2 separate regions of the Homo sapiens genome follow, and region 1 is linked to region 2. The links are chromatin loops, found by intact Hi-C in ENCODE. Cell type or tissue: psoas muscle. All regions are shown on one strand. Each heading gives the region's core, and the rest is flanking DNA. Links, peaks and the distances in the headings are about the cores only.

What was found. Hi-C counts contacts between places; a loop is a spot of excess contacts. Peaks named below come from ENCODE experiments on the same cell type or tissue, not always from the same donor. Only the 100,000 strongest peaks of a DNase experiment are listed, where the experiment ranks them.
Region 1: a loop joins it to region 2, with 2.8 times the contacts of the local background. A loop is called at or near these places in 28 of 110 quality-filtered maps.

The regions. Positions count from the first base shown.
Region 1 is chr2:99,162,443-99,167,442 of GRCh38, forward strand. It overlaps LIPT1 (lipoyltransferase 1), which reads left to right. Exons shown (of 2, transcript NM_145199.3): 2 at 1-695. The coding sequence ends at 637. It also overlaps a transcript of MITD1 not described here. Among named protein-coding and RNA genes, the nearest start is that of LIPT1, 10 kb to the left of the region's middle. In psoas muscle, for the core only: no CTCF peak of the experiment used is centred there; no DNase peak of the experiment used is centred there.
Region 2 is chr2:99,320,385-99,329,067 of GRCh38, forward strand. It overlaps TXNDC9 (thioredoxin domain containing 9), which reads right to left. Exons shown (of 5, transcript NM_005783.4): 3 at 7,151-7,269; 4 at 1,571-1,825. LOC107985923 (a long non-coding RNA gene) reads left to right here. Exons shown (of 2, transcript XR_007087152.1): 2 at 742-1,399. Among named protein-coding and RNA genes, the nearest start is that of TXNDC9, 12 kb to the right of the region's middle. In psoas muscle, for the core only: no CTCF peak of the experiment used is centred there; no DNase peak of the experiment used is centred there; H3K27ac peaks cover 1,407 bases.

The DNA.
Region 1 (5,000 bases), core at 1-5,000, 160 kb before region 2:
CTCAGGAACAGCTTCTAAGATCGGCCGGACTACTGCCTATCACCATTGCACTTTATTATGTAGTACTGATGGGACGTTCTTGTCTTCTTTGCTAAAGAGCCCTTACCAAGGGATCAGGAGCAATGCCACTGCTAGCATACCTTCCTTAGTGAAAAATCTTTTGGAAAAGGATCCCACTCTGACCTGTGAAGTACTAATGAATGCTGTTGCTACAGAGTATGCTGCTTATCATCAAATTGATAATCACATTCACCTAATAAACCCAACGGATGAGACACTGTTTCCTGGAATAAATAGCAAAGCCAAAGAACTGCAAACTTGGGAGTGGATATATGGCAAAACTCCAAAGTTTAGTATAAATACTTCCTTTCATGTGTTATATGAACAGTCACACTTGGAAATTAAAGTATTCATAGACATAAAGAATGGAAGAATTGAAATTTGTAATATTGAAGCACCTGATCATTGGTTGCCATTGGAAATACGTGACAAATTAAATTCAAGTCTTATTGGCAGTAAGTTTTGCCCAACTGAAACTACCATGCTAACAAATATATTACTTAGAACATGTCCACAAGACCACAAACTAAACAGTAAATGGAATATTCTCTGTGAAAAAATTAAGGGAATAATGTGATTCCAAGTAAATGTCTTAATACAGTTTCAATTAGAAAATAAAATGTCTCATACTTGCACATTGTATGTCAAAAAAAAACCTAGTCTCTTTTAGTAACGTCAAAAAAAAAAAACAAAACACAACAACCTAGTCTCTTTCAGTAACTTCTCCCCATCTGAAATTCTTTATCACCTATCCCTATCTGTGTATTTCTTCTGACCTCTAGGATCCTCTTTCTTCTCTTTCTTCCTTCATTTATTTTATTTTATTTATTTCATTTATTTATTTTGAGACAGAGACTCACTCTCACCCAGGCTGGAGTGCAGTGGTGCGATCTTGGCCCACTGCAACCTTTACCTCCTGAGTTCAAGTGATCCTCATGCCTCAGCCTCCCGAGTAGTGGGACTACAGGGTTTTGTCACCATGCCCAGCTAATTTTTTCTATTTTTAATAGAGACAGGGTTTCACTGTGTTGGCCAGGCTGGTCTCAAACTCTTGGCCTCAAGTGATCCGCCGACCTCAGCCTCCCAAAGTGCTGGGATTACAGGTGTGAGCCACCATGCCCTGTCTGTTCATTGATTTTAATACCTGGCATGTATTTATATTTCAGCTGCTGCTGCTTTTACTCTCTTGGGGCTATATATAATATTGGACACTCTGACCTCAGACTTAGTTCTCTGTTTTTCTTATCTCTCGGAGATATAACCCAGATTTCTTGCCACCTCTCCTCATATCTCAAACTCTAAAATTCTCCCTTTTAGTTATATTTTCTTATCTTTCTACTCTCCCACTAAAAATCAAGGCTGTTGCACTTTTCTAAGCTCTTAACCCTTCCCTAATCTCTCCTTGCATCATTTCCCTTCTATCCCAGCCTGAAATTTACTTTATGCTTTACTTTCTTACCAGTATTCTCATTTGCTTCTCTCCTTTGACCTTCTACCATAGCCACTTTTTAATTTTAGTCTAAACAATTGATTTTCTACTCTTTTTGGCAGGTGATGCTGGGGGGAAAGATCATATAATCATTGAAGATTAGCCCAATTTGATATTTATAATTTTCAACTTATGTATCTTTCTGCTGGTGTCAGATTTAATTCATCTCTGGTTGAGTTCCCCTCATTCTTAAGGGGAATGTTTCCACTCTTCTCAAGCTCAGAATTTCACTACTCTTACCTTGTCACAAACCTTGATTCATAATTTGGTGAGAGTTGAGGCCTTCAGAAATGAGTCCCTCCAGCCCCCATGGCCCCCCTCCTCCCCTCTCCACTCCCTTTCTCTTCTTTCAAGACAGGGTCTTACCCTCACCCAGGCTGGAGTGCAGTGGCATGCTCATAGGTCACTACAGCCTTGAACTGGGCTCAAGTGATCCTGTTGCCTCAGGTTCTGGAGTAGCCGGAACTACAGATGCTCAACACCATGCCCAGCTCCCTCTGTTTATGAGTTATTTTCTTTTAATATATCTCAGTAGTTCCAGGCCCCATCCTTTTTTTATTTTTAGGAAGAGCAGGCATGGACACAGGGTTTTGCCTACAATTGATTATCTCAGACTGGGGGTAGGGTGAGTGATTTTATTTTTCAAGGTGTTCTTGGGACAAACATGATTGGCAGTTTAGCAGGTTTAATGGGCAGGTCCTTTTGTTATTTAAAAGCAATATTAAATACCAAGTAAACACAACTTTGAAGAGATTACTCATGAACATTTCACACTTGTTACCACCTATGAAAATTATTTTTTGAGAAAGGTTAAAAATCCTGATATGATGTGCTTTGGTGCAGTAATACCATGTTTCTCCAGAGAGAGGATATCATCAGGCAAAGGGTGTTAAGGGCTTCGAGTTCCAAATTGGAAATTTGACCAAGTAACCCCTGAAACATATGGACTCAAGGTATGTTTTGCAGTGGTTTCCCCAGAACTTTCTGAATGTTTGCATATGGGGATGAGAGAGGAGTCAAAATGGCATACACACACACACACACACACACACACACACACACACACACACATATATATATAGTCTTATTTTTTTGAGACAGAGTCTCATTCTGTCACCTAGGCTGGAATACAGAGGTATGATCTCAGCTCACTGCAACTGCTGCCTAGTGGGTTCAAGTGATCTTCCTGTCTCAGCCTCCCAAGTAGCTGGAACTACAGGCTTGCACCACCACGCCTGGCTAATTTTTGTATTTTGAGTGCAGACAGGTTTCACTATGTTGGCCAGGCTGTTCTTGAACTCCTGACCTCAGGTGATCTGCCTGCCTCAGCCTCCCAGAGTCCTGAGATTACAGGTGTGAGCCACTGCACCTGGCCTTTACTCCTAGATTTCTTATGAGATTGGATGGATGGGAGTATACATGGGGAGTAGGGCAGTGTATATCAAAAGTTAGGTTGGGGTGTATTATATTTGAAATGTTTGTGTGCTTCTGAGATGTCATACAGGCAGTTGAATAACTCCAAGGAGAAGTCTTGGCTTAATTTATAAATTTGAGGGCTGACCGCATATAAATAGTATTTTAAGTCATGAGAATGAATAATTTTAGACTTTTATAATTCATCTAAAGTTTAAATTTTAAACTATTAAATATTCAGCATCTGGGTCCCCTTATATGTTTGCGGACTTCTCCACCTGGTAGGAGGTAGAGCCTACTTCCTTCTATGGAAACAAAAGTTTACTATACTCTTTGCTGGCCTTCCTTGAAGCTCAGACGTGGGCACATGACTTAAGCTGTGCCAATCAGATGCAACTGCTCCATATTTTGAATTAGACACTAGTGATGCAGAACATCTGGAATGATGAGAACCCTTCTCTGGAAGTAGCGACAGGGGCCTGAATTTCTGGGGTAATGAAGGCAGTGAGGCTAGCGTGATAGTTTCCAAGCCAGTGATATCAGTGGTGTAGGCTACTGCATCCAGCCCTTGCATCAGTGTCAGCAGGGGTGTCATCTGATTAGTTCTGGGTAGTGATTCTAGATGTGATTTTTCACTCCAAAACCTCTGTGTCTCAGTCTATAGCTCAACTACCTACTATTCTTATAATAAACCCCTTTTTTGCTTATATCAGGTAGGAGCAGTTTTTGTTGTTTTTTACTAAGAACACTTAACCATGTAATCACTTAGGGAAAGAGTGTGAATTAAAAAAAAAAAAAAGAGGTTACTACCTAGTACCTAGCTTGGGAGAACTTCGGTATTTAAAATGTAAGAAGAATGGAGGAAGAGAGTGTGTTTCATGAAAGTCAAGAGTTTCAAGAAGGGAGTAGCCAACTGGGTCAAATGCTTCTGAAAGGTCACATAGTACGAGAGTTTAAAAGTGCCCATTGAATATGGTAGTACAGAGATCACTGTTGACCTTAGCAAAAACGATTTCAGTGGAGTACCTGGGGCAGTCGCCAGACTGAAGTGAGTTAAAGCAAATAGGTGGTGAGGAAATAAGAAAAAAAAAAAAAAAAACATACAGAGAACACTCTTTGAAGAAATTTTTCATGAAGAATGAAAAAATAGGGTGGCATCTGGCTCGAGATGTGTGTACTAATAGGAATGATGCAGTACAGCAGGAGAGATTGCTCTAAGGCCCAAGTCCTTGTGGAGGCTAAAGGAGGTCAGATCAAGGTCACTGCTAAAAATCTGGCCATCATCCTTATATATTAGGAATACTGACTCTAATTTTATAAATTTGATCTCTCATTTTTTTAACTTAGCTTATGTTTCCTTTTACTCAAGTTTTGTATATTTACATGACCAAGTCTTTTGCTCTTAAGAGTTCTGGGGCTTTCTGTTATACTCAGTTCATTAAGTGGGGTTTTAAATATATATATATATATATATATATATATATATATATATAAATTTTTCATTAATTAGCTCTGTAATACGTTTAGATTTCTTTGTATGGTGTCAACATCATTACAGAAAAATTTCTTTATGCGGAGTAAGACAGAGGCCTTAATGTTATTTTTTCCAACCATTTGTTGAGCTCTTTCTCCACTAACTTAAAATGTCACCTTTATTACATATTAAATACTCATTCATACACAATTTCTCTCTTTCAAATGTGTTTCTGGACTCTTTTATTCTATCCCACTGATTTATTTGCCCATGCCTATGCCCATACATTTTTAAGAAAATTATTGTAGCTATGTCTTTATAGCTGGTCAAGCAAGTCTCCTGGTGTTACTCTCTTTTGTCATTTAATTTATAAATTAAGTTAGAGAGAACTGACATTAAGTCTTCCCATTCAGGAATACAATTTGTCTTTCTAGTTACCCTAATTTTCTTTTATGTCCCTCCATAAAGCTTATAGTTGTTCATATAGTTCTTAACACATTTCTTGATATATTTAAGCTGTACCTGGTAGGCTTCTGGTGCTCTAATTAGATCTGGGGATAGAAC
Region 2 (8,683 bases), core at 1,979-6,978:
CCATCACACACCTCCCGATATGATGCATCACTTCCATAATATGCCCGTCAAAAATCGATAATCTGAATCTAATCTTGAGGAAATTTAAGACAAACCCAAACTGGGAGATGTTCTCCAAAATAAACAGTTTGTACTCTTCAAAAACATCAGTCTTAAGAACCAAAGAATAACAATGGTAACTAAAGACGTAATAACTAAATGTGCTGCATTTTTGGTATGAAGGACAATTATTGGGACAATGAGAAAACTTGAAATAAGAGCGGTAAATTACACAATAATTCCTGTTTCAATAATTGTACTGTCGCTACGTAAGAAAATGTTCTTGTTCTTAGAAAATATATATGGAAGTCTTTAGGAGTAAAGGGACACTGTATTCACAATTTCCACTCAAATGGTTCCCAAAATACTTCATAGTATCTATAAAGACAATGATAAAACAAATATAAAATGTTTAAAATTGGGTAATATGGGCAAAGGGTCAATGAGGATTCGTTGTACTAGTCTGCAGGGGGTTGTTTCTACTAGTTTTTTGTAGAGACGAGGTCTCATCTCACTATATGTTGCCCAAATTGGTCTCAAACTCCTGGCCTCAACTGATTCTCCCACCTCAGCCTCTCAAAGTCTGTAATCTTCTGAGATTACACAAGTGCCCCACCCGGCTGCAATTTGTTTAAGGCTTAAAATTACTTCAAAATATATAACTTTATTTAATAAATATTAATATTTTATGTTAATATTAAGGAAATGAAACCAATTTCTACAACATAGGAATGATTTCGGCATGTCTAGGAGAGTCAGAGAAAAGACGGGAGGGAAATGGGGGAGAAAGAAAAACGTGAGAGAACCTTCTACTTCCTGAAAGGCACCATGACTCTGGAATGGTAAGTGCACAATTTTACCTGTTACTTTTGCAAATCAAGAAAAGGCAAAAAAGACAAGATGATATGCTCTGATTTGTGGAATTAGATAAATTATTTGTCTGAAGAAGTGGACAAAGAAATGGAAGTTGGATTTTAGATTGTTTTCAAACTAAAACTGTTCTTCATAGCAAGCAATGTAAGCTAGGCATAGAAACCTTTTTCTATTCATCAGCCTCTATAAGTAAAACAGAAATATCCATGTTAAAAATCTAGTATTTTAAAATATAACTTTCTTTGCAAGAGTCTGCTTTTAATTTTTATTTTATCAAAGAGAATCACTTAAGTCAGAATTCATTTGAGCAATCTGGCTTAAATTGGGGAATAGTCAACACTGGATTGCCATTTTAAGTTTCCAGATTAATACAAAATTAGTGTCAATAGTATACGTTAAGCTGAAAACTTTTATAGTCAGGAGTACGGTGAGACTCAGTTTTACCTATTAAATCAGTTTAATCTGTAAATCTGATTTTGCCGTAAAATCACGCTAATATTACACACTTCAAAAAAACATGCTTTTCCTTTGAGAAACTTTCCACATCTCAGCCAAAATGCCTTAATTTCATAAAATAAATGTTACAATACAAAAATCTTTTGTAAAAATATCAACTATATATGAATTAAAATCAATCTCTTCTTTTGTTAAAAGTTACCTGTAATTAAGAATGTCAGAAGAACCGAGCCTCCATTCTAAAGTTTCTGTGGTGAAGTCATCTGTATTTCCTAGGTCAGTAAACCCAACAACATAATCTTGTGTTTTCCCATCTTTTAGCAGTGCTAGTGTGGGAATGACTTTGATATGCAGTCTCTCACAAAGGAAAGGTGCTTTTTCCACATTCAGCTTCAAAAATTTGGTCTCGAGGTGTTTCTTGGACAATATTGCCAGATGTCTGTCTAGTATTTTACACCTGTAAGTGACCACACATAGAAAATTATAAGCTAAAACCACAGATCGCTTTTTTCAAAATAAATATCATCAAGGGAAATCTAATTATGTAGTTTTTCTGTTGACTCTCATAACATGGCAGCCAACTTAAACTTGTGTCAGATGACCTCACTTCCAGATCAGAGGTTAGCTGCCTGATTACGAGATGGGAAAACAGCCTATAAGATTCTAGAAAGTCAGATTTGCATTAATGATATTCTCTTTTAAAATATTAAATATATGCTTTAAGTCATAAAGGAAGTTGTCCTATCTCCTACACAGGAAACTTGAAGAGGAACAAACTGAAACTTGACAAAACTCGGAAGAGACTTACAAGAATCAGAAGTGCACACATGGTGCCATATTTGGAAGTCATGAAGAAAAACTGAACAGCATTACCGAGGAAAAACTTCTTACTCCTAAATATGCAACGCTGTCAGTAAGAAGCACATTAAGGCTAAGGGTTACTAATAATATTTAAATAAATGTGGCCATTATGCTTCTAGGAAATTAAAAAATACCAGTAGTAACTTTTTTATTTTTTATTTTTTTGGAGGTGGCGTATTGCCCTGTCCCCCAGGCTGGAGTGCAGTGGCACAAGCTCGGCTCACTGCAAGCTCCGCCTCCCTGGTTCATGCCATTCTCCTGCCTCAGCCTCCCAAGTAGCTGGGACTACAGGCGCCTGCCACCATGCCCGGCTAATTTTTTGTATTTTTAGTAGAGACGGGGTTTCACTGTGTTAGCCAGGATGGTCTTGATCTCCTGACCTTGTGATCCGCCTGCCTCGGCCTCCCGAAGTGCTAGGATTACAAGCGTGAGCCACTGCACCCAGCCTACCAGTAGTAACTTTTATTAAGCCATCTTCCAATGAAGACGGAAACAGAAGTGAGATTTTCTTGGCCAGGTGCGGTGGCTCACATCTGTAATCTTGGCACTTTGGGAGGCTGAGGCAGGCGGATCACTTGAAGTCAGTAGTTTGAGACCAGCTTAGCCAACACGGTGAAACCCTGTCTCTACTAAAAATACAAAAATTAGCTGGGTGTGGTGGTGCATGCCTGTAGTCCCAGCTACTTGGGAGGCTGAGGCAGGAGAATCACTTGAACCTGGGAGGTGGAGGCTGCAGTGAGCCGAAACTGTGCCGTTGTACTCCAACCTGGGCAACATAGTGAGACTCCATCTCAACAAACAAAAAAAGTGACATCTTCTTTACATTAAAATTTATTTTCTGGCCTGATGCAGTGGCTCACGCCTGTAATCCCAACACTTTGGGAGGCTGAGGCGGGCAGATCACTTGAGGCCAAGAGTTCAAGACCAGCCTGGTCAATATGGTGAAACCCCATCTCTACTAAAAATACAAAAATTAGCTGGGCGTCATGATGGGCACCTGAAATCCCAGCTACACAGGAGGCTGAGGCACGAGAATCACTTGAACCTGGGAGGTGGGGGTTACAGTGAGCTAAGATTACACCACTGCACTCCAGGCTAGGCGACAGAGTAAGACTCTGTCTCAAAAAATTCATTTTCAACTGGCCAATTCACGAGTGTTTCTAAAACAGACTATTGTAACAATCTTTTAGACCGGTGGTTCTTAACCCCAGGTGTTCATTATGATCAACTTTTATTTATTCATCTTTTTTGAGTTGGACTCTCACTCTGTCACCCAGGCTGCAGTGCAGTGGCGCGATCTCGGCTCACTGTAATCTCTGCCTCCTGGGTTCAATCGATTCTCCTTCCTCAGCCTCCCGAGTAGCTGGGATTACAGGCACCTGCCACCACGCCCGGCTAATTTTTGTATTTTTAGTAGCGATGGGGTTTCACCATGTTGACTAGGCTGGTCTTGAACTGCTGACCTCAAGCAATCCACCTGCCTCAGCCTCCCAAAGTGCTGGGATTAGAGGTGTGAGCTACCACACCCAGCCTGCCGTCAACTTTTAAAATATCCAGATGAATCAAAATTCTCTGGCAGTGGAGTTGGGAAACATACAGCTGTTCTTATGCTCAAATAAAGCTTGAGAACTACCTCTAGATGACTCACACACAAAATACTTCATGGTTATTTTTACCAGTAAGCTTTTTGTGCACTTGATGTAGTTTTTCCTGAACTAAGTTTGGCTCTAACATAAGTTATGTGTAACCTTGGTGCCTCATCACTTTTTCCCCGGATATGTTTTTTCATATGTTACTCATGTAGTTCAGTAACGAGATTTCAGTGAAAAATGGTAAGAGAGAACAAATTAATAAATGGTTTTTAAATAAAGCTCAAAACAAATGATAAATCAACCTTTATATGAGAAATATGTTCCTGAAAATTTGTAAATAAATCAACTCCATACTTTAACTGCAGTAAGGAACGTATTTTTTTTTTGAGATGGAGTCTCGCTCTGTCGCCCAGGCTAGAGTGCAGTGGCACGACCTCTGCTCACTGCAACCTCCACCTCCTGGGTTCAAGCAATTCTCCTGGCTCAGCCTCCTAAGAAGCTAGGATTACAGGCACCCGCACCATTGCCTGGCTAATTTTAATTTGTATTTAAAGAGCAAGACAGAGTGTCTTGCTCTGTTGCCAGGCTGGAGTGCAGTGGCACGATCTCAGCTCAATGCAACCTCCGCCTCCCAGGTTCAAGCAATTCCCCTGCCTCAGCCTCCTGCACAACTGGGACTACAGGCACGAGCCACCATGCCCAGCTAACTTTTTGTATTTTAGTAGAGATGGGTTTTCACCATGTTGGCCAGGATGGCCTTGATCTCCTGACCTCATGATCCACCTGCCTCAGCCTCCCAAAGTACTGGGATTACAGGCATGAGCCATGGCGCCCAACCCGTCAATCAATTTTTAAAAATCCAAAACAACAGTCATGGTATAAATAGCTATAGGCCTTTACGTATGTTTAAAAATAACTAAAAGAGCATAATTAGATTGTTTATAACACAAAGGATAAAAGCTTGAGGTGATGGATATTCCATTTACCCTGATGTGATTATTAAACACTGCATGCCTGTGTTAAAATATCTCATGTACCCCATATTTACCTACTACTACCCACAAAAGTTAAAAATTAAAAAAATAGCAATAGGCTTAAAACATGGGTTCCAATCTCTCTCTTTTTTTTATCATTTAGTATCTGAGTGATACTAGGTGAGTCAATTTCTCCAAATCTTGGTTTCCATACATGAAATACAGGAATAATAATAAGTGCCTCTGAAGATTATTGTGAATGTTCTAGGGATAATATACATGAAAGCATCCTGCCTACTATGTGCTAGGAACTTTGCTAATATATAAAGTTCACTGGATGATTTTGATTTTTCAGTTCTGTTTGAAGGTGAGTACTCCTGGTGATGCACTGTTTATACACCATCAAATGTATTTATTGACCACCTACTATGCGTCAGGCAGTTGCTTTAGGGCTATGATCCCAGAGAACAGTAGGTCACAATACAGGCAAATGCGCTGCCTCTACAAAACGAACAATCTAGTTGGGAAAGACATAAAAAAAACAAGTGAGGCCGGGTGCCGTGGCTCATACTTGTAATCCCAACACTTTGGGAGGCCAAGGTGGGTGGTTCACCTGAGGTCAAGAGTTTGAGACCAGCCTGGCCAATCTGGAGAAACCCTGTCTCTACTAAAAAGACAAAAGTTAGCCGGGTGTAGTGGTGGGTGACTGTAGCCCTGGCTACTCGGGAGGCTGAGGCAGGAGAATCACTTGAACCCGGGAGGTGGAGGTTGGAGTGAGCCAAGATCCTGCCATTGCACTCTAGCCTGGGTGACAGTGTAAGACTCTGTCTCAAAAACAAAAAAAAACAACAAAAAAAAAACAAGTGGACAAATAATATTTTACATACTAGTATATTTATATATCACCTCATCATATTTGTCAGAGGTTGGCAACTTGAGGAATGTGTGCCAATGCGAGATGGTTGTGTACCATAAGGGCAGAGGTTTCTCTGATACCTTTCTACCTGCCTAATCCCTTCTCTCACTGTTCCTCACAAGGGATTTCACCATCTCAATATTTTGTTTCATTTTTATTCTCTTAGTCAATGAATACCAGGCAATCAATTCTTGAAAGGTGTTAACTAACAATGAAGCTGTTGGGTTGTGAGATCAAGACAAAGGGGCAAGAAGGCCACAGAAATGAGAAAGAGAGCAGGGCTGAAACCACAGTGAGTGCCAGAGACTCTAGAGCACAGTGCTTGTCTGTCCTGGGTAGGCAGGTGCCAGTCAGCAGATGACTGCCATCATAGTTCCAGCTATGCTATTAGCAAGTTTTCTGATTTTTTAAAGAAAAATTCTAAGTGTGGATATTTTCAAAAGGAGTTATCTCTCGATTTTTAAGTGTTGGCAACTAATCAAATCTGTGCACAAAAAACCACAAAGGCTTGGGTCCTTTGGTTTACGATGTGACCTCTTCTGAGGAGGTATTAACATTTTATAAGAGATCTGCTTCCTTAGAGAAATTTGGAGACCTAGGGTGGTCTAAGAAAAATCACTTCTCCTTCTAGCCAAGACTGGCAGTCCCAACTCTGCTCTGGTGAAAGGTTTGGCCAAGCCACCATCTCCCCACCACAGTTGCTAGTTCCTTCAAGGAGGAACTGAAGGAACACTGACTCTCAACAGCTGTTGCCCGTTCCCAATATCATGGCTACATCACAATACTAGAGGGAAATAATTACTGTCATGGTGATAAGAATTTTAAGTGTACATTTCTAAGATGTTTTTAGTTAGCTAGTGAAAATACAATTCAAAAATATAAGCCATTTATATGGGAATATTGACTTTCAGTAATATTCATTTATACTTTTGCATGTAACTGTTCTTTAAGTTACTCTTTAAAATAACAATTAACTTTTTTTTTCTTTCTTTTTTGAGATGGAGTCTCACTCTATCGCTCGAGCTGAAGTGCAGTGTCGCGATCTCCGCTCACTGCAACCTCTGTCTCCTGGGTTCAAGCAATTCTCCCACCTCAGCCTCCCCAGTAGCTGAGACTACAGGTACCTGCCACCACACCCGGCTAATTTTGTAGTTTTAGTAGAGGCAGGGTTTCGCCATGTTGGCCAGGCTGGTCTTGAACTCCTGACCTCAAGTGATCCACCCCCCACTTGGCCTCCCAAAGTGCTGAGATTGCAGGCTTGAGTCACTGGGCCCCTGCCTGCTTAACTTAATACTAAATAACATATGAGAGAGTACAATGAAACAACTTAGGAAGTTTTTTCTTTTAGTTTTCTTCATTTCTCTAGTAAGCCAGTATATCTCCAGCCAAACAATTCACTGTGTTTTTTTAGAAAAAGTCACAGATGGAAACAAAGTTACCTGAATGTGGAGTCTCTGTAGAAATGGCAAACCACATTTTCACTCTCCTTGACTTCTTGAAAAAAGTCTCTTTCACTAGGGATTTCTCTGTATTCCCCATGTCCTTTAGAAAGCCATTCCTAATTTGGAGAGAGGCAAAACATTACACATGTGAGATATCTCTTTCAGAACCACTTGACATTTTAAGTGTCCAAATCACCATCGTATTTTGTAATGAAGTCAATTAAAAAAAAAAGTTTTTTTTTTGTTTGTTTTTGTTTTTTTTTTTTGAGACGGAGTCTTGCTCTGTCACCAGGCTGGAGGGCAGTGGCGCGATCTTGGCTCACTGCAACCTCCGCCTCCTGGGTTCAAGCAATTCTCCTGCTTCAGCCTCCCGAGTAGCTGGGACTACAGGCGGGCACCAGTATGTCCAGCTACTTTTTGTATTTTTAGCAGAGATGGGTTTTCACCATGTTGGCCAGGATGGTCTCGATCTCTTGACCTTGTGATCCGCCTGCCTCGGCTTCCCAAAGTGCTGGGATTATAGGTGTGAGCCACCGCGCCCGGCCCAAAAGTGTTATTTATTTATTTTTTTTTTGAGAATGGGTCTTGCTAAAGTTGCCCAGGATGGAGTGTGGTGGCATGATCATAGCTCACTGCAGCCTCAAACCTCCTGGGCTCAAGAGATCCTCCTACGTCAGTCTCCCAAGGAATTGGGACCACTGGCGCATGCCACACCACGCCTGGCATTTTTTTTTTTTTTTTTTGGTAGAGACGGGGTTTTTACTATATCGCCCAGGCTGGTGTCAAACTCCTCGGTTCAAGCAATCCTCCCACCTTGTCCTCCAAAAGTGCTGGGGTTATAGGCATGAGCCACTGTGCCTGGCTGAAGTCAAAGAAAAATGAATGTTTTTTAGCAATTTACTTTCCTGTTTCTACTGTCAATGCAAAACTAGTCTACGGACAGTGAACGTCTCCACAGCATGGCCTGGGTTCAAGACAATTACCTGTCTTTGTAGCTTAAAACATCTATTTTCTCAGAACTTTCAAAATAAAAATTTAGACTTGAGAGACTCAGAATGTAAATATCCACTTAACTCTATCCATGTACTCTTAAACTACTAAAACCAGAAGCATTTGATCCAAGTTACTACAAGTCTTTTAAAAATAATGCTCATGAGGCTGGGTGCAGTGGCTGATGCCTGTAATCCCAGCACCTTGGGAGGCTGAGGCGGCTGGATCACCTGAGGTCAGGAGTTCCAGACTAGCCTCGCCAACATGGTGAAACCCCGTCTCTACTTAAAAAAAAAAAAAAAATACAAGAAATTACCTAGCTGTGGTGGTAGGCGCCTGTAATCCCAGCTACTTGGGAGGCTGAGGCAGGAGAATTGCTTGAACCCAGGAGGCAGAGGTTGCAGTGAGCTGAGATCACGCCACTGCCTGGGCAACAGAGTGAGACTCTGTCTCAAAAATAAATAAAAATAAAAATAATGCTTATGAGATAAACCCAATTCGTCTTGGGGAGAAAAGGAGGATACTGCAGCTCTGAAGCTC